Linked DNA regions of Homo sapiens: region 2 is linked to region 1. Evidence: read pairs that join two places in POLR2A ChIA-PET (ENCODE). Cell type or tissue: MCF 10A. All regions are shown on one strand. Each heading gives the region's core, and the rest is flanking DNA. Links, peaks and the distances in the headings are about the cores only. Region 1 has its middle 30 kb from the start of ALG10B. Region 2 holds the start of LOC124902916 (a long non-coding RNA gene).

Region 1 (15,801 bases), core at 4,720-9,719:
CCATGGGGGATACAAGGTCCCCTGTAGCTAGGATCTTACAGGTCTGTTGCAAGCGTAATGCACCCGTCAGTTCCCTCACTCACCCCTTTCCCAGGAGCCATTTGGGGCCAGGAACTAACCCTGGCATGTGGACACCCCACACAGGGTTCTCACCTTCCTCCCTCTTCAACCTGGTCTTCAGCATTGCCTCTCCATCCACTCTTACTTTTTTTATCTCCAAAGATCTGCCCAAATTATGATGGTTTACTCAATAATTTGGTCTCTCTTGTTGGGAGTGGTGCTTCTTGACTGCATCTAGTTGGCCATCCTGTGCCCTATCCCCTGATGTGAATGATGTTTTTTTCCTGTAATACAAATTGGTAATAACAGAACATTTTAAGGGAGCACTGCTAAAGTTTCAGGAAAATCTTTGCAACAGTGGGCAAATGAAGGACATATGGTGACTCTGGTAGAGATAACTCCAGGGCCAGCCAGTGAACAAGGAAGCCATTACAAACAAGGCAATGGGTGCCAATTATGCTGACAAACACTGCTGACATAGGGGAGTTGGAAAACAAAGTTTTGCTCCTGAGAAACATACACATTACAGCATAACACTCTTATTACAGCATTAAAGAAGGTTGAGGAGCAGTATACTTAAAACCAATGTGCCAAAAAAGAATGTTCCAGACTCTTTGGGATGCATCTCATTTTGATTCCTCTAAAGTAGTGCACATGGATTTTTTTTTCTGTGCATTGCTTGAAAGTAAAGGCGACAGTCGCACGAAGTGAAGCATAAGTTGTCTGTTTAGTTCTTTCATGTATTCTGAACATATATATCAGTTTCTGGCACACAGTAGGCTCTCAATAAGTATTTGCTGAATGAATGAATGAATCAATAGATCACTGCATGTGAGCAGTCTTCAGTAATCACGCACTTAGCAGTGCATTTATTTAACACATAAATATAGCATCTACTTTTAGTACAAATGGAAAAGACTTCAGGAACAATTTGGTCTAAACTCCTCATTTTGTAAATGAAAATGAGGTCCTAAGAAAAGACACGGTTTAACCAAGGCTACATAGAAGCTGGAAATCTAGGCAAAAATAGAGAAAAGGATTATTGGCTACTAGTTCAGGTTTTGTCCTCCACTTCTTCCTTTTGTATCTATAATGTAACTAAGCAATATCTATAATTTGATCAAAGGAGACCTCTAGAAAAGAAGCAGCAATTGATTGTTGTATACATATTTAAAACTTAAGCCAATCTTGGGTTAAGCCATATTTAAAACTTAAGGACAATCTTGGGTTGTCCATTTTTCTTCTAAAGCTTAGGCTCAATGACTGCTACTGTCCTTTCTGTCTCTATGCTTCTTCATTTAAATGCCACATCAGTGTATGGGGATGGGCTTTGATTACACATGTATGTGCTTATCCTTTCCTCTTTGTAACAGAGTGGGTTGATGTAGATTGTCTTGATTTTTGAAACAAAATTGGGATTTACAGAAGGTAAAATGGATAATTTAAGATTACACTTGCACAGTACAAGACTTATTGCTAGAGACTGAAAGCTCACTTCTTTCTCTCAGAGGCAGCCAGATGCTGTTGAGCAGAGCTGTGGGCTGTACATATTCCTGTGTGCTATTTAGCATGTTTGTCTGATCTAATTTGTATGAAACTAGTGTGCAGAGTGAAAGGGGTGACTACTTCCCCAGAAGGTAGAATACTAATGAGTTTCTTTGTTATGTCACTTCATATACATTCAGGCTGATTTTCAAGTTTTATTAGATCATACAATTTTGGAGAATGTATCAAAAGGTAGTTAAGAAGGTGGGTTTTGGACTTAGACAAGCCGGGACTTGAACCATATCTCTAACATATCTTTAGCATACATGTGTAAAATGAAGAAAATAATATGAACAAGTAAATAATAATAAACAAGTATTTATTACTTTTAAATAAAGTAATATCCACCAAGTGCTTAGCATAATACCTCTTCCATATGCCATCTTTTTTTGAATTATTATTGTTCAAATTTTCTATTTTATAAGTGAGAAAAATTGGAAAATCAGGGAGCCACTTCATGCACATGACTAGAGACTCTAAGACTCGGAATTAGTTTTCTGGTTCCATAGATTTCAGCCCGTTGTTATCATTGTTTGAGGTTGCATCAACTCAAGGTGGGTGAAGAACAGGTGGAAGTGTATTGTCAGAGTCTTTCCTTTCCTTTTACTTCCATGCACCTGGTTCTTTAGGGAAAGAGAAAACCTTGCTGACTCTGGCCTTTCAGTATCACCCATCTCTCCTGCCCTGCCTATGCTGAGTTAAAGAGTTAAAGACTGTGAGTGGGACATTACTATGGACTCCTACAATTGAGGAATTAGTATGTGGCCAATTTCTCCATCATTCTATAATTGATAGAATAGAAAAATAGTACAGCATTGAATAAGAGGGGGAAAATGTTTTCCATAATGAATATATTTATGGGTTTATGAATTTGGCCACTTTAAGTGAAAGGGAGGCATAGTGTACAATTGAATGTCCCATGGCATTATTTATTCAAGATAAAACTAAAATTATTGTTACCAGCTTCTTTTCACATGAGGAAAACACAGACATAACGGAATTATGCTTATTGCTTACATAAGGAAAGATACTATAATAGCACCAGATCGATGAACATGTGAGGCATGTCATCAGACAGATTCATACAAGATAGTCCAGTATTTGTTTTACATGTTCAAAAAATACTTGTGAGCTGGGCACAGTGGTTCACGCCTGCAATCTCAACACTTTGAAAGGCTGAGGAGAGAGATACTTGAGGCCAGGAGCTTGAGACCAGCCTGGTCAACATAGTGAGACCCGATCTCTATAAGAAATAAAAATATTAGCCAGATGAGGCAGTGTGTGCCTGTAGTTCTAGCTACTCGGGAAGCTGAGGCAGGGAAAAAACTTCAGCCCAGGAGTTAAAGAATGCAGTGAACTATGATCATGCCACTGTACTCCAGCCCAGGAAATAGAATGAGATCTCATCTCTAAAACAAACAAACAAACAAAAAGAAAAATAACTTGTGGCAGCACTGGTATGGCCTAGAACCAAATTCTAATTCAGGCTATGCCATTAACCAACTATGAGCTTCAGCAAGTCAACAAACCTCCCCAGGCCTTCGTTTCCATATCTGTATAATTCGACCCCTGAACTACATGATTGTTAAAATCTCTTTCCATTCTAAAAGGTGTTTGGTCAACAGTGAACTAGATTCTACTGCAGTTTCTTCTATGTTCTTCAATTTAATTTCAATTTCACAAGCATTTTTGAGTACCATATTAGGTACTAAAGTTACAAAGATGAAAACAAATAAATTACTCATGGTTGTAGAGGAGACAGATATATAAACAAATAGCTATAATATATTGTGTAATAAGTATAATAAGAAAAGAACATATAAAGTATAGCACCATGATCAAATATGGATTGATTCAGGAGAAGAAGCAGACGGCCAGGAGGAAGTGATATTTAAGCTGGACTTAGAAGGATGAATAGGAGTTTACTATAAAAAAAAAAAAGGAAGAAAGGCAGAAGGAATAGGTCACACAAAAACGACAAAGGTATAAAATTGCCTGAAACATTCATAAAACAACAGGTAGCTCAATATTACAGGAGTTTAGCATTATAAGAGGGGCCAGTATGCATGTCAGGAGATGAGTTGTGACAGGTTAGCCAGAATAAAATGGTGAAGAGCCTTGTAACACAGACTTCAAAGGATAGTTTTTGTTTTTTTTTTTTTTTTTTTTTTGAGACTGAGTCGCCCAGGCTGGAGTGCAGTGGCAGGATCTCGGCTCACTGCAAGCTCCACCTCCCGGGTTCACGCCATTCTCCTGCCTCAGCCTCCTGAGTAGCTGGGACTACAGGCGCCCGCCACCATGCCTGGCTAATTTTTTTGTATTTTTAGTAGAGATGGGGTTTCACCTTGTTAGCCAGGATGGTCTCCATCTCATGACCTCGTGATCCTCCTGCCTTGGCCTCCCAAAGTGCTGGGATTACAGGCGTGAGCCACTGCGCCCGGCCAAGGATGGCTTTTATCTTGCAGTTTTTAGAGAATCCAATTTTAATGACTATTTTTATGCCTTTTAATACAAAATGTACTGTGTAGAAAATTTGATATGTCATATATTTTGCAAATGTAGCCTTTGTGATTATACATGTGTAAACGAGTATGCAGATATAGATTTAGTGTCTTGTTCAGCCTCAGATCCTGTTAAATATTTGTGTAGTAGCTGAAGGGACAGGAAACACATTTAGAAGATACTCTGGCCAGTAAGTTAGTTTATTGCCTTCTCCTAGGGCTCTATAACTGTCACTGACTTTGATTTTCTAGAAAGCTTTCTGGAAATTGTTAACAAAGATATTGGGAATGTTACATATATATATATAAAACATATACAATATATAATATATAGTATATACTATATATAGTGTATACTATATATATTATATCATATATACTATATATTATATACTATACATAATATATAATATATGCTATATATAATATATATATATACATATAATATATCCATGCTAATATATATTAGCATGGACAGGATTGTATTCGTCTCTAAGATGATCTTTGTTAGATTGGGGCATAAACATCTCAGTTAATCTGTTTCACTGGAAATGAGGAATGCAGCACAGCATCCCTAGGGGACTCAGCTTCAGGCCAGTCAGGGCACAAATAAAATGCCTTAAGTGCGTGTTTTCTTGGGATCAAAGTCTCCTAGCCCTTGGGCAAAAATAGCCAACACATCTGCTCCAGGAAGACATGAACCAGCAAGTTGGAGAAGCAGCATTTCATGCTTAGACTCAGGTCAGTGGATGAAGGTCATTTCTGAAACAAAACAATATTTTATGCCTATGGCTCAACTTCAAAAGACAAAGAAAAATTTTTGTTCGTTACATATATTACAACATCCTAAATGTTTTCTGTGCCAAAATAGAAGCAGAAAAGGAAAATGATTCATATATGTTTTAGTCAAAGCCTATCTTAAAAGTGCACACCTGGGCGCATAACAGATATTCACAAAATGATAGTTATGATGACCATGAAGATGTTTGTCACTGGTGTTTCTCATCCTTTTTTCCTTGCATTCCTCAGACTGCCACCATTGAGGCATCTCTAGCCTCCTTACTTTCTCTATAGGCAAAATTTGCCATCCTATCACCTTGTTTCCTTTAATCCAAGTGTATGCATCCCATTCATGGCTGCTGTAGTCCCTATGGGGTGCCCGAATAGGTAATATATGTCTAAACATGCATAGTATGCCATCAGCTGCAGGCCAGCTTTTGCTCAGGGTATTACAAAGAAATAATAATTGTGAGGATTTCAAACCCAGTGCCATGTCAGCAGGATGTGTTGTAATAGACTAGAGTCTTGCTACTGAAATTGTGCTCTGTGGACGGACACCAATAACATCACTTCTAAGTGCAATAAAATTCAGAACTTCAGCCCCATCCTAGAAGACTGAAGGTGATTCTTATGCACATAAAACTTTGGTAAGTCCTCCTTTAGATTTTAGGCATTAAGAGATCCTGGCCCAAAGTAGGCACTTGGTTTGTGTTTATTTTCTACCCTGACAGGTTTGGAGGATCTTCTGAGCTATTGAAACCCTACTACCCCTTCCAGCACCGATGGCACACTGCAGATAACCTTTCTGATTAGGTATTCTGATTAGGTAAAAGAAAAATTAAAAGGAACACTCAGAGAACCTCTGCTTGGATTCGTGACTGTAGTTTGTGGCATTCGGGAGACTAAAAGTTTTCTTAGGAAATCTTTCAAGTGAGTCTGACATTGCATCTGATTAATTTTTTTTTTTTTTTATTCCAGAGGATAACAGGCTGTTTATCTAGGACCTATAAACTACATTTTGTGCTCCTTCAGGCAGGTTTGCCATGACAAAAAAGTGTGAAATAGCATTTTGTGTTCAGGAAACTAATATGATTCAGTGACCTTGGTGGAGAGTAGAGAATCAAGGCTGAGAAAAACATCAGGAACAGGACCATGGTAGGGTGAATATACTACATAAGGTGTTTTTTGGGAGGATCCTGGGTGGAGGGGCCAGGGGGTGGTCAGATCATGTGACTTTTAGGAAAATATTTTGATACCACAGAATGCCAGTTAGCAAAATATTCTCATAGTCAAGATAAAAGGTAGTTAATTACTTTTAAATTCTGGTAAGGGAAGAAAGATGGAGAGGAATAGATGTTTTAAGATATCATGGGAAGGTAGAGTTGAAAGATATTAGTGACAGATGTGGATGTAGTGGTTTTGGAAAAGGAAGAGTCAAGATGACTCCCAGGTTTCAGCATTGCTTAAAATGATTTTGCCATTTTCTAAAATAAGGCCTACAAGTGAATAAATTAGTTTTCGAGGAAAGGTAATTTCAACTTTGTCCATTTCTGGTGCAGCATTTCTAGGGTACATCCTTATAAAACAATTTAGTGATTGAATATATGTGTCTAGGTTCAATATAAGGGTGGGGCTGATTTTACGTATGTCCTGTAGATGTAATGGACTCAGTCAATCTTTAGTCTTTCTTCTAAATCACTGGACTACTTCTCTACCGAGGGGCCATTTCATTACCTCCTCCAATGTTCTGCTTGCTAAGAGCATGGCACATTGGGTTCTATTCCTTAGAAATGGAATAAATAACTCTTCTTTTTCTTAGGTGTTTGACTTTGGAATAGTGACTTTAATTTTGAGGTCCAAGGTCTTCATCCTTAAACTGTGTTATGAGGATCAAACATAAATTTGTTGGAGAGAGTATGTAGCACAGGGTCTGAAAATTATAGCTGCTCAATAAAAGCCAGTTTCCTGTCCCTCCTTTTTTTCTGTTAATAGAGGTGTTTTAAATACCTTGGCAGTAAATAATTCCCAATCTTCTGCCTAATTACTTTCAGAAAAGAATTGAGTGACTTCTCTTCCCCAAGCTCATAGTGTTACCTTACATTTCAAGGAACATCTGCTTCAAGGAGAAAAGGTTTGGATGGAATCACCGTGTACTGTGGAATAGTATTTCATTTTACACAATAGTAATAGAGACCTTGCTGATTTTAATTGTGCCACTGGCTGTGTGATCTCAAGCAACCTCTCTGGCCCTCCTTTTCTGTAAAAATGGCTACTAGTTGATTATAAGTTTTTTGTACATATGAAATAATACCAATAGAGTTATGTTTAATTCCTGAACTTCAAACCATTTTTCTGACTAGGCTCAGGAAGCTAGTGTGTCCCAGCATATCAATGGAATGTTTGCAATCACTAGAGCTAATTAGGAGTCAAGATATCTGGCAGAGCTTATTAGCCCAGGCTCCTTGTGGTGCTTTCGCCAGTGAAGCTTGATTGGCTTGAGCCTTGGATGATGAACAAAGCTACTTTGTTGTGTGTTTTTGGCATTTTCTATTGCCTGTTTCAAATCCTATACAACAAATTGGTGGATCTCAAAATCCAGCACCTGGACCAGCAGTATTAGCGCTACCAGGGATTTTTTTTTTTTTTTGAGAAATGAAGAAAACTCAGGCTCCAACTTAGAGCCACTGAGTCAAAAATTCTGTGGGTGGAGACCAGAACTCTAGTTCAAGAAGCCTCTAGGCGATTCTAATGAAGACTAAAGTTGAAGAACCATTGCTTGTTAGTCAAAACCACCAGCATCAGCGTCACCTGAAGCTCATTAGAAAATGTAGACTCTCAGGCTTACTCCAGACCTAATGAATTAAAATCTGTAGTTTAACAAGATACACAGGTGATTCATGTACACATTAAAGTATAAGAAAGACTGAGTGCAGTGGTTCACACCTGTAATCTCAGCGCTTTGAGAGGCCAACGTGGGAGGATTGTGTAAGCCCAAGAATTCAAGACCAGCTTGGGAAACATGGTGAGACCTCTATCTCTACAAATAATAAAAAATTTGGCCAAGCATGGTGGTGCACACCCATGGTCCCAGTTACTCAGGAGGCTAAGACAGGAGGATCAATTGAACTTGGGAGGCTAAGGCTGCAGTGAGCCATGATCATGCCACTGTACTCCATCCTGGGTGACAGAGTGGGATCCTGTCTCAGAGTTTAAGAAGCATGACTCTAGACAGAATTATCATTACATGTAGACAGATCCCTTGTCTAATTAGAGGGTCTCTACATGCTCAAGATTGTATTATATTTATTCCAAAATTATCCCTATATCTATCCATAGTTCCCACTTATGCCCTTTTTAAAAGTGAGCCTTAGAAAATTCAATAAGGTACCCTTAGAAAAAGATAGCTAGAATTTTGGCTTTAAGCAATAAATATCTGACCAATTATCAATCTTTATTAACAGAAATTTAGATCATTGTTTCATTCTCACTGCTATATATACTCAGTTGTATAGATATCTCGCCAACAACCCTCCCATACCATAAGTAAAACCTGTTGATTTAAAGCTGTTTTCCTAAGTAATTTGTCTAAAGATATTATGTTAATATTTTTCCAGGAACAGGACTGCATTTTAAATCATTGTAATATATACATATTCATACATGCTACTTTATATATGTTAGGAATAATTAATTTCCTTTTTTATTTTTTCCTTGCATCTTAAATTTGTTAAAAGAGCTCTCATGATAGTTATGTATTAATTAAAATTTCAAGACTGCCAAACAAATACATTTATTTCTTTGTATACATTGTTGCTTTATCATCTGCATTTGATAATTCTAGTTTTTCAAGTCTCTTTGGTTCGAATTCTTTCATTTTTGTTCTCGTTTGAACTTACAGAATCCAGTTTCTTGTGTTCCCTATTATCGTTGAATATATATTCAATATTGCATGTGAAAAATTGCAAGATTGATTTGTGATTATGTAGACAGCTTCCTCTAAAGGAGATATCATTTGGTTCTGTCAAGCACCAAAGCACATTACTAGTCAGTAACTTCTTAAACCAAGTTTAGGTTTTGAAATTCCCTGATCCAAGAAAGTTAAGCCTGGGATCAAATTCCCCATGTAATAACTGCCTCAATTTCTGTTCTCCTTAACCTTGATGGCACAACCTTTAGGGAATCCCAGCTTGGAGTAGAGATGCTCAAATCTAAATCTGCTAAAATATATTTTATGCTGGTTCTGAATTCTAAGTTACATTGCTCTCACCTCACAAAATGGACAAAACTAGGAGTCTAATTTTATATTATCAGCAAATGCTCTCAGGGCAAAAGTGGCTTCAGTGTTTGCCTCTCAGTCTGGGTCCTTGTTTTCTCTTCACTTTTGGCTTGGCTCTTCCTTACTGCCTTTCCATAATGCTTTTATGAAAGATTTAATTTTTTTTAATTAAAAATGTTTGTCTAGCTATATATTTCTGTGACGTGGCATGAGTGATCTGAATAGCTTCACTGACCGTTACAGAAACAGGTGGGCTCCCTCTCTGTTTTTAACTATGTCCAAAAATAATGGGATTCTGCTGATATTAGGAACTTCAGCATCTATATGAAATCTGCTTTTTTCATAAATGAGATATCTATTTTGAGAACCTCTTAACAAGAGGACCTGGCAGGTCATAGCTACCTCATATTTCAGGTATTTGCAGAGAAGGTGCATAAAGGAGGAGAGTTACTATGACCGAAGGAGAAAGATGCTCTAAAATGAGCTCACGGATTGGCTTCCATCTGGGTGTTCTGCTGCTGCTTTCAACTCAGTCTCCTCTCTCTAGCATTAATTGTCATCTGTTTTTTTTCCTCCAGTGTCCTTACTTTCTATTCTTCACTATACTATTGTGCCTCTTTGGCTTTCTTTCTTTCTCTCTACTCGGATTTCTTTCTTTCTGTGCCACTAAACTCATTGTTTTTCTTTGTGCTGCCTGCGTTGGCTTTCTGATGGTTACTTTCTGTGTCATTTACTTAGTTATTTTTCCTCTTCACCTGTGATATCTGGGCTATTTTTATACTAATCTAAATATTATTTCTTTCCTTTAGAAATACTTTTTTATGTGTATGTGGGCGGTGGGGAGGGGGGAGAGGAGGTAAGAGAAAAAGACTAAAAAGATGTCCCTCTACAAGAAAATAATTAATATCCCTTTCTATGAGCTGCTTCTACTTGCTTTTACTTCAAGATATCCCCATTTATATCAACTCACCCATAACAAGATCCATTAAAAGGTTTAGTTGACTTGCTAGCACATCATTAAACATCCATTTCAGTTATGTGTGTACTATCACTACATGTACATAATTATTGCTAGCTACAGTGCTAGCTAGCTGGATTTATTCTTCCTAACAAAACTTATTCTGTCTCCTATAATGTCAGTAGCAGCTACACACCCAATCCTCATAGCTGCCAACAGCAACCATTTCTGATTTCCAGACCCTCCCTTAGAAACGGCAACAACATAAAAATAGGATCCATTAAAAACATCTTGATTTAAAAGCATTTTGATTTTCTGGAACGAGTCTGTTCTTCTGATCATGAAAACAGATTATCCATGTCTCCTTATTTCAATACATAAACGCTTTCTTCTTCAGAATGACCCCCCACTTCACCAGCTGCATGAGGTTGTCAGTGAGTTAATTGACGATTCTAACTCTAAAGTTAAATTGTCTGATTAACTCCATGGAGCAATGTCAGAAATGTCAGAGGAAGGAGTCATAGCTATGGAAAGAATACAGCTCTGAAATTTAGAAACATGGCTTTTATTTTTGGCTGTTACTAACTAGTTGTAATCTGGACAAATTATTTAATCCTCTATGTCTGTTTCCTTTCTCATAGGATGAAATGGTTTGGTGAACTGTTAATCAAGTTACTCAACATACATGATAATGATAGAAAATTCTTATTTATATAATGTGAAACAAACTCTGCAAAATGCCATATATTCCTTATTTATTTCATTTATCATTTTAAGAACTCAGTAAAGTAAGCATACTTACTATCTACTAATCAGGAGATTAAAACTCAGATTATGCAGTTTTCAAAATGAAATATAGTTAATACATGTCAGGGCCAGGTTTCAAATCAAATTGTTCAACTTTTTGACTTTGCATTACACTTCTCTTCTATTCTTAGCATGATTACGGGCCACCTCCTTTTAGCTACCTGTTATTATTTAATAGTGTTCCCTAAAATGTCATCTAAAACTAAAATGATACATATAGCCAAATGCTAATTATATAGCAGTAGGAGAGGTATTCAGGAAATTGGTCAGTTTTCTTTTTCTTCCCAGTTCCTGTGAGTCATTGCTCTTTGTGTGAAATAAGATGCCCTCAGGTGAATAGCTAACATTGTTAGAAAAACATGGTCAACCATGAGCAATCATGACAATAAGGATTTTCCTGTCAAGCAGTACTTTTGAATTAGACACAAGACCATTGTTAAGCAGTGGGGAGTCCAGTTGCCTGGCTTCTTTACTTAAATGTGTAACTATGCATACTCACTGTTACCCACTGAAAGCCAATTAGTATTTGCAATCTGAAGAGTCATCTTTGGGGAGCAAATTTCTAACTGGATAACTGAACAAAATAACTCAGTATCATCTATAAATTTCATGATGCTTGTTTGACTAAGGAAGCTTTAATGAATAACTATAATGACAAATTATTTTTCTTACATATATATTAGGCTTTATAATCCAAGAACTTCTTAGAAAATGACACTTTAATGTTTTTTCTTATCAAGGAATATCTATTCTTTTGGCATCTGTGTGATAAATACAGAATGTTTCTCAGCTCATACGTTTTCTGGTAAAAGATCTGTGACCGTGACTGTCGGTGAGGGGAATGGGGAATTAGAAAAAGAAATAACACTTTAAGGGAGACGTGGACTGTGACTAAGGAATAGAAAGGCAAAGCCAAAAATGGATGAGGATTCATTACTAAAAATGTCAGCAGGATAGTCAATAAAAGCTGAGTGGTCTACAGTGTAGTCTTTAAGATCATATTTTAAGCCTAAAAACAAAGATTTTTATAAACTTTTATTGATCCATAGCTCAGTTGGGAGAAAAATGCACGGTTATATCTATAGTAAGACAAAACTAAACCAACTCACTGCAGACAGGAAATGATTTATCAGTTCGAAAAGGACCAACAAAACTAAGGCACATTCAACTTTGTACTTCTAAACTAAGCACTAATTAAAAACCACCAGCTGTTCCTTGAACAATATGTCCGGCTAATTCAGATGACCTTAAATGTTGTTGCCCAAATACATTAAAAGTTAATTTTTCCCTGCTTCTCAAAGTGTTCCTTATGTTCTGCCATATCCCAAAAAGAAGTTGGTGATTACTGGAGAGGGTATGGTCACTATTTTCTCTTAGTCTGATGAAGTTTGTCATACTTTATCCCCAGGGAAAGTAAAAAAAATCTGTTGATTCCTTACAATTCTCTAAAGGAGTAAATCTAAGCAACTGTGCAGAATTTGATAGAATTAGAAAGCAATGAGTTTCTCTCTCTCACTAACTCAAACTTATTAATATAATATTATACTGTAGTCAAAAACTTCTAGTAGATATGATTGTAAGAAGTCAAGATAGCAAAAGCATTTTATGCCATTTTGGAATTGATTTTTACCTATGTTTTGTATAGAAAGTTATTTTTCATGACATTGAGCCACTAATAGTTACTTCCATGAGCAGGAGTTCATAAATATTCAAAATGTGCTGGGAGTAATTTCCTGATTTTTGCTTTCTTTTAGAGCTCTTGCCTGTGCTGCCAAAAGTCATTAGTGACTAGGTTAGTGAATTGGGCAAGAGTAGATTCTCATCAGAGCTCCTGAGGGTCAGATATCATAGTCATTGTCTTTGTTGCAAAGCATTGACTGAAGAGTAAAAAGAAATAGATAAGCACAATTGGTCCTGTTCATTTCTTTCAGTGATCTCAGGAATCTTAAGAGCAGCTATAGAAACAAAGTTATAGGGTGAATTTTGATGACCATCATGTAAGGTCAAGAATCCCATGTTGTCATTCTAAAGAGCAGATGGTAACTCATTTATTTTATAAATATTTATTGAGTACCACTCTATCATGCATTTTTTTATGTTCTGGAGCTAAAGCATCAATCAAGACAGTCAAGGTCAAAATTCTCATGTAAGGCATAGAGAGAAAAAATAAAAATAAATAAGAAAAATACTAGACAACTGTAAGCACTATACACAAAATTAAAATAGGGTAATAGAGAGTGATTTGGAGGCCACTTGAGACGAGAATAAGAAAGACTTCTTGGAGGAGGTGACATTTCAGTGATACCCATATTAAACAGAAGAAGTTTCTAATCAAAGAGAACAGTTAGTAGACCTGTTCTATCTGTCAGAAACTAAGACTCTAAGGCAAACCCTACATAGTAGGTAATAGAAAGAAAAATATGATTGGAGCATGTGGTGGAAGGTAAGTCCTACAAGGTAGGCAGAGGCCAGGTCATGATATTCTTTTTAAGTGTGTATGGATTTAATTCTAAGACACTAGGAAGCTTTAAATAGGAGAGTTATGTTATCTGATTAACATTTAGCCAGATTACCTCAGCTCCTGAGTAAAGAAGGCATTTAGAGGTGGGGAGAGCTATTAGAATAATCCATGTGATAAAAGATGGTGGCCTGGACAAGAGTGGTAGAAATAAGAGACAGTAAAGTGGATGTAAAGTGAATTGATTTGGGATATATTTTGGAAGTGGAGCTGGTGAAACTTGCTAACAAAATGAATGTGGGTGTTTTGTGAATGAAAGGATTCAGGGACAGCTCAGGTTTTTGGTTTAATAAAAGTGGTGGATCTGTTTTCTAAGGGGAAGATAGAAGTAAGGCCAAATTTTGGAGAAAGAGGAGATTAACAGTTTTGTTTTGGCTTATATATTTAATGTAATTTAGTTTTGGGGGTAAATTCAATATGGCTGAGATGATGATTATAATAATTATTCTCTGTTTCATCTTGCTTTCTCTACAACTTCACAAATTCTCCAAGTTTGTTAACAATCCAATGATGGAGAAATTCACAAACATTAACAAAAATATTAAATACTTACTGAAAGAAATAAAATCATTCACCAAATGAGGGAGAAATTCACAAACATTAACAAAAATATTAAATACTTACTGAAAGAAATAAAATCATTCACCAAATTTGTTGTGTTCTTCATTCAATATTTACTATGTACTACTTGTTAATAGTAGTATATACTATGTGTACTATTTATAAAACTTGGAGTGAAACATAGCTGAATAGCCTAAAAGACTCATGTGTGTGTGTGTGTGTGTGTGTGTGCATGTGTGTTTGTGTGTGTGATAGACAGGATGGCTTCTGTGTAATATCAGGATGGGGTATCACATTGAATGATGTTGTGGGCCGAATAGTGTCTCCCCTTAATCCATTCTCATGCTGCTATAAAGGACTGCCTGAGATTGGGTAACTTACAAAGGAAAGAAGTTTAATTGACTCACAGTTCTGCAGTGCTATGGAGACCTCAGGAAACTTAGTCATGGTGGAAGGGGAAACAAATACGTCCTCCTTCACATAATGGCAGGAAGGAGAAGTGCAGAGTGAAAAGTGGGAAAAAGCCTCTTATGGAACTACAGTTCAAGATGAGATTTGGGTGGGGAAACAGCCAAACCATATTATCTCTCAAATTCATATGTTGAAGCCCTAACTCTCAGTACTAAGAATGTGACTGTATTTGGAGATGGGGCCTTTAAAGAGATAATTAAGGTAAAATTAGGGTGCACTGTGATCCAATGTGACTGTTGTCCTTAAAAGGAGGTTGGCTGTGGTGGCTCACGCCTGTATTCTGAGCTCTTTAGAAGGCTGAGGAAGGTGGATCGCTTAAGTCCAGAAGTTTGAGACCAACCCTGTCTCTACAAAAAATACACACACACACACACACACACACACACACACACACACACACACACACAGAAAATTAGCTGTGCATTGTGGCACATGCCTGTTATCGTAGCTACTAGGGAGCCTGAGGTGGGAGGATCACTTGAGCTCAGGTGGTCAAGGCTGCAGTGAGCTGTGATCATGCCACTGCACTCCTGCACTCCAGCCTGGGTGAGTAAGACACTGTCTCAAAAAAAAATTAAAAAAGGAGATTAAACAGACCCACAGAAGATCATATGAACACACAGATGAAAGGTGGTTGCCCACAGGTTGAAGGGTAAGGCCTTGGAATAAATCAACCCAGTTGACACCTTGGTCTCAGATTCGTACTCTCCAGAATGGTGAAAACGTTAATCTTTTGTTTAAGCCACCCAGTCTGTAGCATTTTCTTAAGGCAGCCCTAGCAAATGACTACAAACAGCTACTGAATCTCTTCTACATACATAGACTAACTGAGTAAGGAAAGCTCAGTCAGGAAGTAGATCACAGGTTGCAGCTTGGAATACTTTTTTTTTCTCTAAGAATGCTCTCCTTTATAGGATACCTAACCATACCCTTAGGATCTCCTGGGATGTCTATTGTGTTTATAAGGTGCTTTATTCTTCTTGCCTACCCGCCATAATGTGCAGGAGGTAGACCAGTTGGTACATTATTCTTATTCTCCTTAGATTTTGATATTAGCCTAATATGTTTACAAATAATTTTTTGTCTTATTGTTTTTCTGCTAAAATACATGAAAATAGATTTTTGTTCATTATATGTAGATGGTATGTTTCAAATGGTCTGACTTAAATTTTAGGCAATGTAGTGGATTCACCCTGAGGGAAATGCACCTCAAATTGAGATATCTTTCAAAACTGTAAGAAACAGGTGTGACTGTTGAAGGACACACAACATGTACTAAGTCTCCATGCACAGAACAAACAGTGAGTTATAATACTAGATAAAC
Region 2 (15,801 bases), core at 769-5,768, 110 kb after region 1:
CATGCTTAGATGGTGTGTTGAAATATTTCCTCTTTAGAACTTTCTAACACTTCCTGTTTAAAATAGAAACAAACCCCTCTAATTTGAATTTAGCCAATTTATTGTTACAATTTGTTCATATGTTTCTACTTTTTAGACTGTGGCTTTCATGTAGAAAAATTGCATCTTATACCTCTTTTTATTAAACAGCGGTGTGCCTGCCACCTAGTTGAATTTTCAGGTTTGTTGAATAAGTAAAGTAAAATTATACCAGAAGTAAACTATTACATTTATCAACTTTACTCAGAAAACATATTGCTAAGTAAGATATACGAATCAATTCACTCACTTATTTAACAAACATGTATTAAATGACTACAGTTTGCTATGAGCTAGGAATACGGCAGTAAACAAATTTCACCTTGTCTCAAACTTCAGTGGATCCAAGAGTCTCTAGAAGTTTAATTCTTGCTCAATTAGTAATTCCTTTTCACTGAAGACTTGACAAGAAAGTTTGAGAAGGCAAGAGTGTGTGAACTCAGCAGATGTTTGTGATGCACCTACTGTGTGCCAGAAGCTGTAGTGTCACAGGATCTGTCTGTCTCCTAGGAAAGGTGAACACTAAAAACATTATTTTAATCAACAAAAAATGCCAAGTTTGCCAAATGATGGAGAGGGTAAGCACTGGGTCCCAAGAGTATGAAGGGCACTGAGCCTAGTGTGGGGTCCAGGTGTCTCTGGCATGGTGCTTTCCTAGGTCGTGGTTGTCCCTCCTTGCTCCTGCTGTCTTCTCCAGTTACATCTGCTTCTCTGCACTTCTTCATTTTACAGTGTGTGTGATGCAGTTATCTCTGAACAGGAACAGGCAACTGTACACCTGTTACGTTGTGCTTGATGCTCTGCATTGATGTACACTGGGTCCAGGTTTCCCTGGTGGACTGCTTGGGCCATTCTTGTCATCTGGCTCTGAAGACTTTATTCACAGAGGTGTACTTGCCAGATGGGGAAGCCAGAGATCTGGGGTCCTCTGTTGAGGCCACTCTCACCCTGTTTACCTTCCCTGACATACCAAACAGATGAAGCTCAGGTGAGCAGTGCACGTCAGGCCACAGTGTGGACCATGTACAATTCTTCATGCTCCAGCTTTAGCGCTCTTTCTTATTGCTGTCTTAGGACAGTATATTTAGTTGGAAGTAAATGAAAATAATGTTATTAGGGGATAAGATTAAAATCTATCCCATTTGTAAAAAAGGAAGTAGATTATTTGTGAACTGTAATACTTTATTGTTAGTGAGAAATCACCTTAAAACTTGGAAACTGGATACAAGATAATTACTTAATTCTGCAAATGTTTAGTAGCAAACTATATGCCAGGACTGTGCTAGGTACTAGGGATACATGGTTGAATATGTAGTATAAGATGCCTTGGAGTTTCATATAAATGGCTAATGCAGTATATAGACAGTGTGGTAAAAAGAGAATTCTGAGATGCACAGAGGACAGGCAATAAAGGGTCTTTGAATGGTGGATAAATGTGTTTGGATATTTCACTCATGGCGGTTGAAGTTTTTGAAGGTCAGTTGTCTCAGAGTTTTGGTGTTTTCAGGCCCTGCTAAGTATTTTGTTTCTAGTTGATCATTGGCCACCATTACTGATCATCAATTGGCTCTATCTGATCCAGCAACTCCACCACTGGGTATCTACAAAAAGGAAAAGTAATCAATGTATCAGAAAGATACCTGTACTTGTATGTTTGTTGCAACACTATTCACAGTAGAACTGATATAAATCAAACTAAATGTCCATCAACAGATGATTGGAGAAAGAAAATGTAGAAAATATACACAATGAAATACTATTCAGGCATAAAAAATAAAATCATAACTTCTGGAGACACATGGATGGAACTGGAGGCCATTATTGTAAGTGAAACAAGCCAGACACAGAGTAAACATGTAACCCATAAATTTATACACAAAAAGTCTTAGACCTCTCTCTCTTCTCCCATAAGCCTCAGAGCTCAGTGATCCCCTTGGATTTCCTCAGCCTGCTAAGTTTTGACTTTCCTACCTAAGGTGATTTTAGGCAGAGATAAGGCAGTGTTTCAGGAAGTGCTCTCAGGCACACTTCTGATGCAACATTAGAGGCTCTTCTGGTGGCCTTTATCTATTCACTGCTTTCAGCAAGGAATAAAACATCTGTGGCTAAAATTTTAAAAACAGTGTTTCCCACCTACCCTTCAGACCTGACAGAAGAGATTTTAGAATTTTAAGGGAACAGCTTTTTCCTGACCCAAAAGGGCAAAGTAGTGCAAAGGCCAATGTCACGTATGTACCTTTTCCACATCTGTAACATAACTCTCACATACTATTCCCATAGCTGGAATCAGTACAATGTTTTGACTGAGGTACTGGAAAAGCCTATGAGCTCATTATCATTTGAACATATGAATAATGTAAAATTTAGGCAGAATTTTATTTGAAAGGATTATTTGTGCATTTTTTAGTTAACTGATTTATATTTTGGTTATTTCAAACAATAAAAATCAGGTTGTTATGTTGTAAGCTACAAATATTTACAATAACACATGGTCTTGATTATCTCACATGAGGAATTGAAGATTAAAGCAAAATAATTTATCTTAGGGAACTTTGTGATAGTTTCTGTTTAACTTTGCCTCATAATGACTTCAAACTATTGTGCATATATGGAGAACTCCTGACTGAAGAGACTTTTTTTGACTACTGTGCTATGTTTATTATTGTAACTTTTTAAGATCTGGAGGAACATAAATTTAGTCTCAGTTGGTCCAGGAAATGTGGAATCAGCTTCTGTGTTATGTGCTGAGTATTGAAGCCACAGTGGAGACAAGGCTGCTGCCCTCACAGAGTCTAGGGGAGAAAACCTGATGGAGTATGGCAGAAAACACTCTGGGAGCATCCCAGGATGCCAAATCGCACACAGCTGGAATATGTGCCTTAGAACTGGGGAGGGTCAGACAAGGAGAGGCGTCAGGAAAAACAAGGAAAGATCTGCAGGAATAGAAACACACCTGAGAAATCCATGGGGAATGAATAGAGAATGGGTGAGCAGCAGCAGGTTGTCAAGATGGAAACCAAGAAGGAGCAGCCAAAGAGGTTGCTGGGGAACTAGGAGGAAGAAGGTGACAGTGAAGCCAAGGAAACAAAAGTGTTTCAACATTTCTGGAAAAAAAAAATCACATGCTCTGTCTTAACCTTGCTGTTTTATGAGTCATATAATCACACTCCAGGTTCTGAGGTGTCCAGCACTAAAGATGTTTCTTTTAGTTTACTTACCTCAGCATTGGCCAGAATAATCTGGGCTCAGTGTGAGTGTGTGCATTTGTGCGTGTGCGTGTGTGCGTGTGCGCCTGTGTGTTCCACTAACATCTCACTGGGGCTAGTGTTCTATACAACATAATTTTTTAAACACCGATTTTATCCATCCTGTGTTCAGCTGCAGCAATACTTAAAAAGGTCAACTTTGATCATGTGTCTTAGTTACTAAAGAAAACAAAATAATGAATAAAGCCCACCCTGCAGTGGCTCCTCACTGCCTGTACAATGGAGCCCACCTGGCTTGGCCTGGGTGCCCTGTGCTGACCTAGCCATACTGCTGTCTGCCTGCTCCTTTTCCTCCCCTTTCCTCCTGGAGAAGGTAGGGATGCTCTGAGGTTTGGCCAGCATGGAACATGTGTCCTCCTCCTAAAGTGGACCATGTTTTCCTGAGTCCACTTTAATCTCTTTTAAGGATATAGATCAAACAATTTATATTTTTCTGGACTCTCCTTTTCTCCCCTACCAATCTCCATACAGAGATCTGACCTTTCTTGAAGCTTTTGGTCAGGTCTCACTCTGTATGCAGTTTTCCTGCCACTTCTACAATGTACACACTTTACTCGTACATAAATTATGCTATAGCAGCCCAGGTTTTTCATTTATGTATCATTTTATATCATCTTTTTTTTTCTTAGAGCTTACTTCACTTATATATTCAATCTTTCCACAATATAATTGTATGTCATATAATTTTATATTTATTTTCATTGGTATTTATATATCTTTTCTGTAAAAATGGAGACTTTCTAAATAGATCTTCATTAATATTGAAAGAACAAAGTTTTAAGTCTTGGTCTCAGCCAAAAGGAGTTCCCTGCATATCCAGGAGGGAATGAAACACTTAAATTGTTGCATTAGATATTATTACAGAGAAAGAGAAACATGTGTAATGGAAAATTGCTAACTTTGCCTCAGGGAGATCAGGTTGATTCACTGAGAAAGTTTGAATTGGTTTAGAAAGCATGGTTCCAAGTTTTCTAGGAGAAGGAGAAAAGTTAGGGTAGGGTGTAAGAAGTAATGCCCACATCAAAAAGTTAGAAAGATCTCATATTAACAACCTAACATCACAACTGAAAGAATTAGAAAAGCAAGAAGAAATCAACCACAAAGTTTGCAGAAGACAAGAAATAACTAAAATAAGAGCTGAATTGAAAGAAATTGAGACATAAAAAACTGTTCAAATGATCACTTAATCAAAGTTTTTTGAAAAAATTAATAAGATAGTCACTAGACTAATAAAGAAGAAAAGAGAGAAGACTCAAGTAAACACAATTATAAATGATGAAGGTAATGTTACCACTGACCCCACAGAAATAAAAATAACAATCAACAACTACTCTATGAACAACTCTACTATGAACAACTACTACGAACAACTCTACACAAACTAGAAGCCCTAGAAGAGACAAATAAATTCCTGGACACATACACCCTCTCAAGACTGAACCAGGAAGAAACTCAGTCTCTGAACAAACCAATAATGAGCTCCAAAAATTGAATCAGTAATAAACAGCCTAACAACCAAGAAAAAAAAAGCCCAGAACCTGAGAGATTAACAGTAAGGTTTTAACAGATGTACAAAGAAAAGCTAGTACCATTCCTACTAAAACTATTTCAAGTAATAGTGGAGGAGGGACTTCTTCCCAACTTGTTCTACGAGGCCAGCATCATCCTGATAACAAAGCCTGGCAGTGACACAACAAAAAAGGAAAGCTTCAGGCCGGTATCCTTGATGAACATCCATTCAATAATCCACAACAAAATCCTTGCAAACCGAATCCAGCAGCACATCAAAAGGGTAATTCACCACCACAGTAACATAGGCTTCTCCCCTGGAATGGAAGGTTGGTCCATCATGGGCAAATCAATAAAATGTGATTCATAACATAAATAAAACTAAAGACAAGAACCACATGATTGTCTCAATCGATGCTGAAAAGGCTTTCAGTAGAATTCAACATGTTTCATGTTAAAAACTCTCAATAAATGAGGTATTGAAGGAACATACCTCAAAATAATAAAGGCCACCTATGACAAACTCACAGCCAACATTATACTAAATGGGCAAAATCTGGAAGCATTCTCCTGGAAACCCACACAAGACAAGGATGCCCTCTCTCACCACTCCTATTCAACGTAGTATTAGAAATCTTTGCTGGAGCAATCAGACAAGAGAAAGAAATAAAGGGTATTAAAAAAAAAAAGAAATATAGGGTATTTAAATAGAAAGAGATGTCCAACTACCTCTGTTTGCAGACAACATAATTCTCTATCTAAACCCTATACTTGTGACCCAAAATGTTCCTTAAGCTGATAAACAACTTCCACATGGTTTCAGTATACAAAATCAACGTACAAAATTTGCCAGCATTCCTATATACCAAGAAGAGCCAAACTGAGAGACAAATCAGAAAGGCAATTTTATTCACAATTTCCACAAAAAGAATAAAATACCTAGGAATACAGCTAACCAGGGAGGTGAAAGATCTCTACAATGAAAATTACAGAGCTAGACTCCGTCTCAAAAAAAAAAAAAAAAAAAAATTACAAAACACTACTCAAAGAAGTCAGATAAGACGCAAACAAATGAAAAATTATTCCATGTTAATGGACAGAAAGAACTAATATCATTTAAATGGCCATGCTGCTCAAAGCTATTCCTATTAAAGTACAAATGACATGCTTCACGAAACTAGAAAATCTATTTAAAAATTTATATGGAACCAAGAAAGAATCTAAGTAGCCAAGGCAATCCTAAGCAAAAAGAACAAAGCTTGAGGCATCACATTACCTGACTTCAAACCATGCTATAGCACTACTGTAACTAAAACAGCATGGTACTGGTACAAAAACAGACACACACACCAATGGAACAGAGTAGAGATCCCAGAAATAAGACCACACACCTCCAACTATATAATGTTTGACAAAGCTGGCAAAAACAAGCAATAAGGAAAAGTCTCCCTATTCAATAAATGGTGCTAAATGGTGCTAAATGGTGCTAGGATAACTGCCTAGCCATATGCAGAAGATTGAAGCTGGACTTCTTCCTTACACTATATACAAAAATCAACTCAAGATGGATTAAATACTTAAATGTAAAACCCAGAACTATAAAAGTCCTGGAAGATAACCTAGGCAATACCATCCTGGACATAAAAATAGGCAAAGATTTCATGATAAAGTTGCCAAAAACAATTACAACAAATGCAAATATTGACAAGTGGGATCTGATTAAACTTAATAGCTTCTGCTCAGCAAAAGAAATTATCGATAGAGTGAAGAGAAAACCTACAGAATAAGAAAACATATTTACAAACTATGTATCTGAGTCTAATATTCAACATAGGGAACTTAAATAAATTTACAAGAGAATAACAACCCTAATAAAAAGTGGCCAAAGAATTGTCTATTCATGTCCTTCGCCTACTTTTTTTTGGGATTGTTTGTTTTTTTCTTGCTAATTTGTTTGAGCTTGTTGTAGATTCTGGATATTAGTCCTTTGTCAGATATACAGATTGTGAAGATTTTCTCCCATTCTATGGATTGTCTGTTTACTCTCCTGACTGTTCCTTTTGTTGTGAAAAAGCCTTTAGTTTAATTAAATCCCATCTATTTATCTTTGTTTTTCTTGCATTTGCTTTTGGGTTCTTGGTCATGAAATCCTTGCCTAAGCCAATGTCTAGAAGGTTTTTTTCGATGTCATCTTCTAGAATTTTTATAGTTTCAGGTCTTAGATTTAAGTTCTTGATCTGTCTCATGTTGATTTTTGTACAAGATGAGATATGATGATCTAGTTTCAATCTCCTACATGTGGCTTGCCAATTATCCCAGCACGATTTGTTGAGTAGGGTGTACTTTCCCCACTTTGTTTTTGTTTGCTTTGTGAAAGATCAGATGGCTGTAAATATTTGGATTAATTTCTGGGTTCTCTATTATGTTCCATTTGTCTATGTGCCTATTTTTATACAAGAACCATGCTGTTTTTGTGATTATGGTCTTATGATATAGTTTGAAATCAGGTAATGTGATGCCTTCTGATTTGTTCTTTTTGCTTAGTATTGCTTTGGCTATGCAGGCTCTTTTTTGGTTCCATATGAATTTTAGAATTGTTGTTTGTAGTTATGTGAAGAATGATAGTGGTATTTTGATGGCAATTGCATTGAATTTGTAGATTGCTTTTGGCAGTATGGTCATACACAATTCTTAGAAGATATACAAATAGCCAAAAAACATATGAAAAAAATGCTCAACATCACTAATAATCAGGGAAATGCAAATTACAACCATGATGCGATACCACCTTACTCCCACAAGAATGGTCATAATCAAAAAATAAAAACATAATAGATGTTGGTGTGAATGTGGTGAAAAGGGAACACTTCTACACTGCTGGTGGGAACGTAAAGTAGAACAATCACTATGGAAAACAGTGTGGAGATTCCTTAAAGAACTAAAAGTAGAAGTACCATTTGATCCCTCAATCCCACTACTGGCTGTGTACCCAGAGGAAAAAAGAAGTTATTATGCAAAAAAGATACCTGCACACACGTATTTATAGCAGCACAATTTGCAGTTGCAAAGATGTAGAACCAATCCAAATGCCCATCAGTCAATGAGTGGATAAAGAAACTGTGGTATATATGTAGGATGGAATACTATTCAGCCATAAAAAGAAATGAATTAATAGCAATTGCAGCAACCTGGATGGGATTGAAGACTATTAATTTAAGTGAAGTAACTCAGGAATGGAAAACCAAACATCATATATTCTCACTTAGGGAGCTAAGCTATAAGGATGCAAAGGCATAAGAATAACACAGTGGACTTTGGGGACTCACGGGGAAAGGGGTAAAGGGGGCGAGGGATAAAAGGCTACAAATTGGGTTCAGTGTATACTGATGAGGTGATGGATGTACCAAAATTTTACAAATCACCGATAAAGAACTTACTAATGTTACCAAATACCACCTGTTGCCCCAAAACCTATGGAAATAAAAAATAATTTAAAAAGTTGGCAAAAGACATGAACACTTTTCAAAAGAATATATACATGTGACCAACAACCATAGAATACAAAGCTCAATATCACTGATCATTAGAGAAATGCAAATCAAAGGCACAGTGAGACACCATCTTGCACCAGTCAGAATGTCTACTATTAAAAAGTCAAAAAATAACAGATGCTGGCAAGGTTGTGGAGAAAGACAACACATACACTGTTGGTTGGAGAGTACACTGGTTCCACCATTGTGGAAAGCAGTATGGTAATTCCTCGAAAGAGCTAAAAGCAGAACCATCACTTGACCCAGCAATCTCATTACTGGGCATATACCCAGATGTATATAAATTGTTCTATCATAAAGACACAAGCACATACATGTTTATTGCAGCACTATTACAGTGGTAAAGACATGGAATCAACCTAAATGCCCATTGATGACAGACTGAATAAAGATAATGTGAGACATTATGGAGGAAAAGTTAAACATTAAATTTGAACTCAATTGAACATGGACACAACCAATGGTCACGTTGTGCACATGTACCCTAAAACTTAAAGTATAATAATAATAAAATAAATTTTTAAAAAATGGTCACTAAGACCTGGAACGAGTTGTGTGAGCCCCTTGAGGCATTCATTCAGCACTGTTTCAGAGAAATAGTTATTGAAAAACAACAGACAATTGCAAAAACAATTGCACCACCACGCTGGGCTAATTTTTGTATTTTTAATAGAGATGGGGTTTTACCATGTTGGCCAGGCTGGTCTCGAACCCCTGACCTCAAGTGATGCACCAGCCTTGGCCTCCCAAAGTGTTGGAAATACAGGCTTGTGAAGATATGCTTTTGATGACCATTTTGAATTCCTTGAGCCCAGTCAAGAAGGGCCCTCATGACTGGGCCTCATGTCGAACAACTTGTTACAAAAAGAGCTAGTTTCCCAGACCGTGCTGAAGTTTCATGGGACCTCTGTTCATCTGTGCACAGACTAGTGGCCAACTCTGGAGCCCAGGTAGTTGCTTCCCCATCTGGTGATGAATCCTTCATCATCTGGTGACTATATATATATACACATGTATTTTATATATATATATATATATATATATATATATATATACACACACACACACACACACGCATCATACATACACACACAAACATATATGTATATTTATTATATACATGTCTTTTCCCTTCTCCCCTTCCCATTGCAATTTGTTTATTATATCATTGGTTTATTAGATGATTTGCTTATTATATCTGTATTGCCATATACTCGGGATAAAGTCTGTTTACCCTTAAAAGTATTGTGTGTTTCTTTTCTTCTCTCCTCACACATTTCCCACACAGAACACACATATGCACCATGGAATACTATGCAACTATGTGTTCTCACTTATAAGAGGGAGCGAAATAATGAGAACTTATGCACACAAAGAAGGAAACAACAGACATTGGGGTCTACTTGATGGGGGAGGGTGGGAGGAGGGAGAGCAACAGAAAAGATAACTATGCGGTACCAGGCTTAATACCTGGTTTATAAAATAATCTGTATAACAAGCCCCTGTGATACGAGTTTATCTATGTAACAAACCTTCACATGTACCCCTGAACCTAAAATAAAAAAAATTTAAAATCCTTTATGAAAGCTATAAGATCTGCTCCTGTGTGTTTTTATGTCTATATGTGTTACGTGTATGTGATATTTTGTAAATAAAGCTAGTTCTTAAATCGTTAGTAAAATAGAAATAGCTTTACAATTATCAGTTAAATATAATTAGATACTTGCTTGATTTAACTGTGAGCCTATGTCTTTTGTTGAGAGTTTCTGGATTCAGGGGGTCTTGATAGGTGTCCACGATGAAGTCTGGAGACATGTTCTCAGTGTCTAGACCAGCAGTTACAAGCCAGAATCAAGCCCAATTGGCCCCTTCTTTCTATGCTTTTCCTATTTTGCTTCCTGCCTATTTTAGGAAGGATTGGTTCCTCCAGGTATAGCCTTCACAGCACTGTCTTTAGTCCTAATGGACTCAGGCAGGCCGTGATCTTCATAGTTTTCCTGGGTGCCATGTGGCTACTTGGGACCTAGAATTACTGAGGGAAGACATTAGGGATGCTACCTGTGTCACAGTTCCAAAATTCTGTTCAGTAATTTAAAACCTTAACTTCATGTTAAATTAAGTAATAGATAATTATAAAATGTCTTGAGTCATTTGTAAGCTAAAATAATGAAATATTCACCATTAAAAATTAGTTCTATATACCATGACATATTACTTGTATATGGTATAGAAAACTTAAATATCTTTAGTTCTGTTAATAAACAATAATTTGAAGAACTATATTTCTTCAAAATTATAAAATGGTTTTTATCTAAAAATACTGTTGTAAGACAATAGAAAATCACTTTTTAGGATTTTCACTGAAAATTGGGGTTACTAAGACTTAATTACTAGATATGAGAGAAACAATTCTGTATACAGAGTGTATAAAAAAGCAAGATATCCTTCTTTTTTTATTATTTATTTTTAGACCGAGTCCTGTTCTGTTGCCCAGGCTGGCATGCAGTGGCATGATCTCAGCTCACTGCAACCTCCACCTCCCGAGTTCAAGTGATTCACCTGCCTCAGCCTCCCAAGTAGCTGGGATTACAGGTCCTCACCACCATGCCGGGCTAATTTTTGTATTTTTAGTAGAGACGGGGTTTCACTATGTTGGCCAGGCTGGCCTCGAACCCCTGACCTCAAGTGATGCACCCGCCTTGGCCTCCCAAAGTGCTGGGATTACAGGCTTGTGAAGATATACTTTTGATGAGAAAACTTATAAAGGCGTAAACATATGTTTTAATTTTTTTTTGTTTGAAGTTACTTAAAGGTTTCAAATTGTACAAGTAAAAAATAGATAAAACTAGGTAAATATAGAAAGCTGGGGGAAATGCAAAGCATAGGTTCACAAAGATCTGGGATTAAAAGATGACACATTTGATAAATTTATTCATAAAATTTTATTAAATTAACTTCAGAGGCTGGGTGTGGTGGCTCACGCCTGTAAATAATAAAATTTTCTTGTCAATTGTGTCTATGACAATTTAAAAACATTTCCACTGTAAATTGCTTAATTCTGAGGCAGTTTCTGAAAACTGTACAAGCTTGCAAAATTATAGAATACTGTATCTTTAAGGAGTTTCATGAAAGGAGGGAAAAGGTCCTGAGAAGAATTCTAGAATACAGATTTTTGAGAACTTTAGAATCATATCATTTGAACGAGTAAGAATTCCCAGAACTTTAATGAAGAGACTGACTGGTTTATAAACTGCTAACCCAAACAGAGTAAAAATCAACTGAATACCAAGAAATTACTTTGTCAGATTTTCATGACAAATAAGCCAGTACTTAAATTGTCTAGATAAAGTATTTGAATGAACTCCATAGTCCAAGTCAAATTATCGGTGATAATCCCTGATTAGTGTCAGTGCTATGCACCTAAGTTGAAGAAACAGTCCAATGTTAAACGTGGAGAACCAGGATGTCTTCCATGTCCTTCCTGAGTTCTGAATGCTTTTCTGATTAAAAGTTCTGCATTCTGATTCTTGGGTGTGAGGGTAAAGCAAGATGGCAGAAAGAAGGCTCCACTGATCTTCCATCCTGCAAGGACACCAGATGAACAACTATTAATATCTACATAGAAAATACTTTCATAAGAACCAAAAATCAGGTGAGTACTCAAAATACCTGGTTTTAACTTCATATCACTGAAAGAGGCACTGAGAAGAGAGAAAAAACAGTCCTGAATCACCGGTTCCACCATTTCCTCACCCCCAGCAGTGATAGAGTGGTGCAGAGATCAACTCTGGGCTCTGCAGGAGGGAGAACACAGCAATTGTGAGGCATCGAACCCTGTGCTGTCCTGTTAGAGCAGAAAGGAAAACCAGACCGAATGCAGTCAATGCCCATCCACAGAGGGATCATTTAAACCAGCCCTAGCCAGAGGGGAATCAGATTCCAGTGGTTGGAACTTGAGCGTTTGGAAACCTGGCAACTGAGGGCTCCAGCGCTCTGTGTATCTAAGAAAATTTGAAAGGCAGCATAGGCCATCAGGACTGCAAATCTTAGGTGAGGCCTAGGGCTGATCTGGGCCCAGGAACAGTAAACTGGGGTAGGGAGGGCATGCAACATACTGAGACAGCAGCTGGGGCAGCCAAAGGAGTTCTGGCACTATCACTCCCCTAATACCAGTCTGCACAGCTCATGGCTCCAAAAGGGACACCATCCTTCTGCTTGAGGAGAGGAGGAAAAGATTAGGGAGGACTTTGTTTTCCATCCTGGCTACCAGCTCAGCCACAGCAAGATAGCTCACTGGTCAGAGTCCTGAGGCCTCCTTTCCAGGCTCTGGCTCCTGGACATTCCTAGACACACCCAGGCCAGAAGGAAACCTGCTGCCTTAAAGGAAAGAACCCAGTGCTGGCAGCATTTATCACCTGCAAACTTAACAACTTTTGGGCCCTGAATAACAAGCAGCCATACCCAGGTACTATATCAAGAGCCTTGGGTGAGCCTCATAGACTTACTAGATTTAGGTGAGACTCAGCTCATTACAAGCTGTGGTGGCTAAAGGGCAAAACTCCCTTTGCTTGGGAAAAGCAGAGGGAAAAGTAAAGGGGACTTCGTCTTGCCACTTAAGTACCAGCAAGGCCAGAGGAGCGTAGAGCACCAAGAAAGCTTTTGGAATCCCTGATTCTAGGACTTGATTCTTGGTTGGCATGTATGAACCTGCCCAGGGCCAGTGGGGAGCCCACTGGCCTGAAAATGGCAAGTCCCAGGCCAGGCAACATTCATCACAACCTGAAAAGAGGCTTTGGGCCTTAAAGGAACATTGGTGGTAGCCTGGCAGTATTCCTTGTGTCCTGGGTTGCTGGTAGTTACTCTGCCTTTGGAAAAGGAAAGGAGGAATAGGAAGGACTGTGTCTTGTGATTTCAATGCTAGCTCCGCTGGAATGCAATAGAATGTCAGGTGCCCTGAAGGAAAGAACCCAGATGTAGCTGGCTTTGCCACCTGCTAATTGTAGAGACCAAAGGCCTTGAGTGAACATAGGTAGTCATCAGAAAGTGCATGCGGCAGAACTTGAGCAAGACCCAGTGCTGTGCTAGCTTTAGATCTGATCCAGGGCAGTCATAGTGGTGGTGGCCAGGGGTGTTTGTGTCATTCTACTCCCAATTTTAGGTGGCTTAGAATATAGAGAAAGACTACTGTATCTTTGAGGGAAAATAAGGTTAGAGAACAAGGGTCTCTGGCTAGTAATCCAGAAAATTCTCCTGGATCTTGTCCAAGACTGTCAAGGTGGTACTTCTATAAGTCTGCAAGAATTACAGAATTATTGGGTATAAGGTGCCTCCCAAAGCAGGTATGGCTTAGATCACAACACAAGCCTTTTCAAATATGTGGAAATCCTTCCCAAGAAAGATGGCTATGAATAAGCCCAGACAATGAATACTACAATAAATACTCACCTTTTAAAAAAAAAAAATTCTTTTTTTTAACCTCTTATATGATGCTGCATGCCAAAATTTTAATGTCCAGACACTGAAGAACATCTACTAACAACACCATCCAAGAAAATATGACCTCACCAAGTGAACTAAACAAGGCACCAGGGACAAATCCTGGAGAAAAAGAGATATGTAATCTTTCAGACAGAATTCAAAATAGCTGTATTAAAAAAAAAAAAAACTCAGAAATTTAAGATAACAAAGTAAAGAAATTCCAAATTTTATCAGCTAAACTCAACAAAGAGATTGAAATAGTTACAACAAATTAAGCAAAAATTCAGGAGCTGAAAAATGCAATTGGCATGCTGAATAATGCATTAGAGCCATTTAATAGCAGAATGGATCAAGCAGAAGAAATAGTGAACTTGAAGACAGGCTTGAGACAAAAGAAAAAGAATAAAAACAACAAATAATGCCTACAGGATCTAGAAAATAGCCTCACAAAGACAGGTCTAAGAGTTATTGGTTTTAAAGAAGATGTAGAGAAAGAGACAGGGGTAGAAAAATTTATTTAAAGGGATAATAACAGAAAACTTTCCAAACCTAGAGAAAGATATCCAAATCCAACTAAAAAATGTTATAGAACATTAAGCAGATTTAACCCAAAAAAGACTACTTCAAAGCATTCAATAACCAATCTTCAAAAAGTCAAAGAAAAGAAAAGTTCTACAAAAGTAAAAGAAAAGAAGCAAATAACATACAGGGGAGCTCCAACACATCTGGCAGCAGACTTTACATTGGAAACCCTATCGGCCAGGAGAAAGAAGCAATAAATATTTAAAGCACTAAAGGAAAAGAACCTTTACCTTAGGATAGCATATACAGTGAAAATGTTCTTCAAATAAAAAGAATACTGACTTTTCCAGACAAACAAAAGCTGAAGGATTTCAATACCACACCTGTCCTACAAGGAATGCTAAAGGGAGTACTTCAGTCAGGAAGGACATTAATGAGCAATAAATAATCAACTGAAGGTAAAAAAATCGTCATCGATAATAGTAACTATACAAAACAAAACAGAATATTATAACACTATAGCTGTGGTGTGTAAACTCATTCTATGTAGGAAGACTAAATAATAAACCAATCAAGAGTAATAACTACAAGAACGTTTCAAGACATAGTACAAAAAAATATAAATAGAAACAACAAAAAGTTAAAAAGTGAAGGGATGAGCACACCCGTCCTGAGCGGGCCTGATGTTGTGGAAGCTCGGGAGCCGGGTGAAGGCCTGGAGCATCGCCAGAAGGGAGATCGCCCGTAGACCCCTAAGCCTGGGCAGGGGACGGAGGCCTCTGGCGCCCCAGAGCAACAGCAGGGCGGCACCATGGCGGTCCTGCGCGTGGCCCGGCAGCCGGCGACGGAGGGAGGCTCTGGGAGGCAGGAGGAAGGCACAGAGTGGTGGCCAGCAGTGCTCGGGGGAATAGAGGGAGAGAGCAGCTCGGCCGGCTCGGGGATCCCGGATCCAAGCCCCGCAGCCCCGGGGTGGCGATGATGCCTGGAGTCCGGCGGGCGTGGCAGTGCCGGGCTCTTGCGGCATCCAGGCGCCACTGCCAGCGCCTACAGCCATATCACCCTGCCCGATCTCATCTGACCTCGGAAGTTAAGCAGGGTCGGTCCTGGTTAGTACTCGGATGGGAGGCCGCCTGGGAATGCTGGGTGCTGTAGGGTTTGGCTTCGCCCTCCCTCTTTCCACCTTTTGTCGCCGTGCTTCACGACCTTCCCCTAATTCTGCTCCCGCTTTTACCGTCACCTGCAGCCCCGAAGCAGCCTGGGACCTCCTCGTGGGAGTCCACCGCTGCAGCACCACCAGGCAACAGGATCCCACATCTTCCGCCTTGCTGCAGCCCCACCAGGTGCCCAGCTCCAGCCGGGGCGGGGGCGGTACATGTTCCCTAAGGTGCCCGGTGTCT

What was found. Peaks named below come from ENCODE experiments on the same cell type or tissue, not always from the same donor. Only the 100,000 strongest peaks of a DNase experiment are listed, where the experiment ranks them.
Region 2: POLR2A ChIA-PET joins it to region 1 with 5 read pairs; 2 of 35 experiments call an interaction of 5 or more read pairs at or near these places.

Annotation. Positions count from the first base shown.
Region 1 is chr12:38,278,592-38,294,392 of GRCh38, reverse strand. No RefSeq gene overlaps it. Among named protein-coding and RNA genes, the nearest start is that of ALG10B, 30 kb to the left of the region's middle. In MCF 10A, for the core only: no CTCF peak of the experiment used is centred there; a DNase peak (open chromatin) is centred at 4,822.
Region 2 is chr12:38,163,161-38,178,961 of GRCh38, reverse strand. It overlaps LOC124902916 (a long non-coding RNA gene), which reads right to left and starts at 12,238. Exons shown (of 2, transcript XR_007063273.1): 1 at 12,074-12,238; 2 at 11,328-11,986. It also overlaps the pseudogene RNA5SP359. In MCF 10A, for the core only: no CTCF peak of the experiment used is centred there; a DNase peak (open chromatin) is centred at 3,211.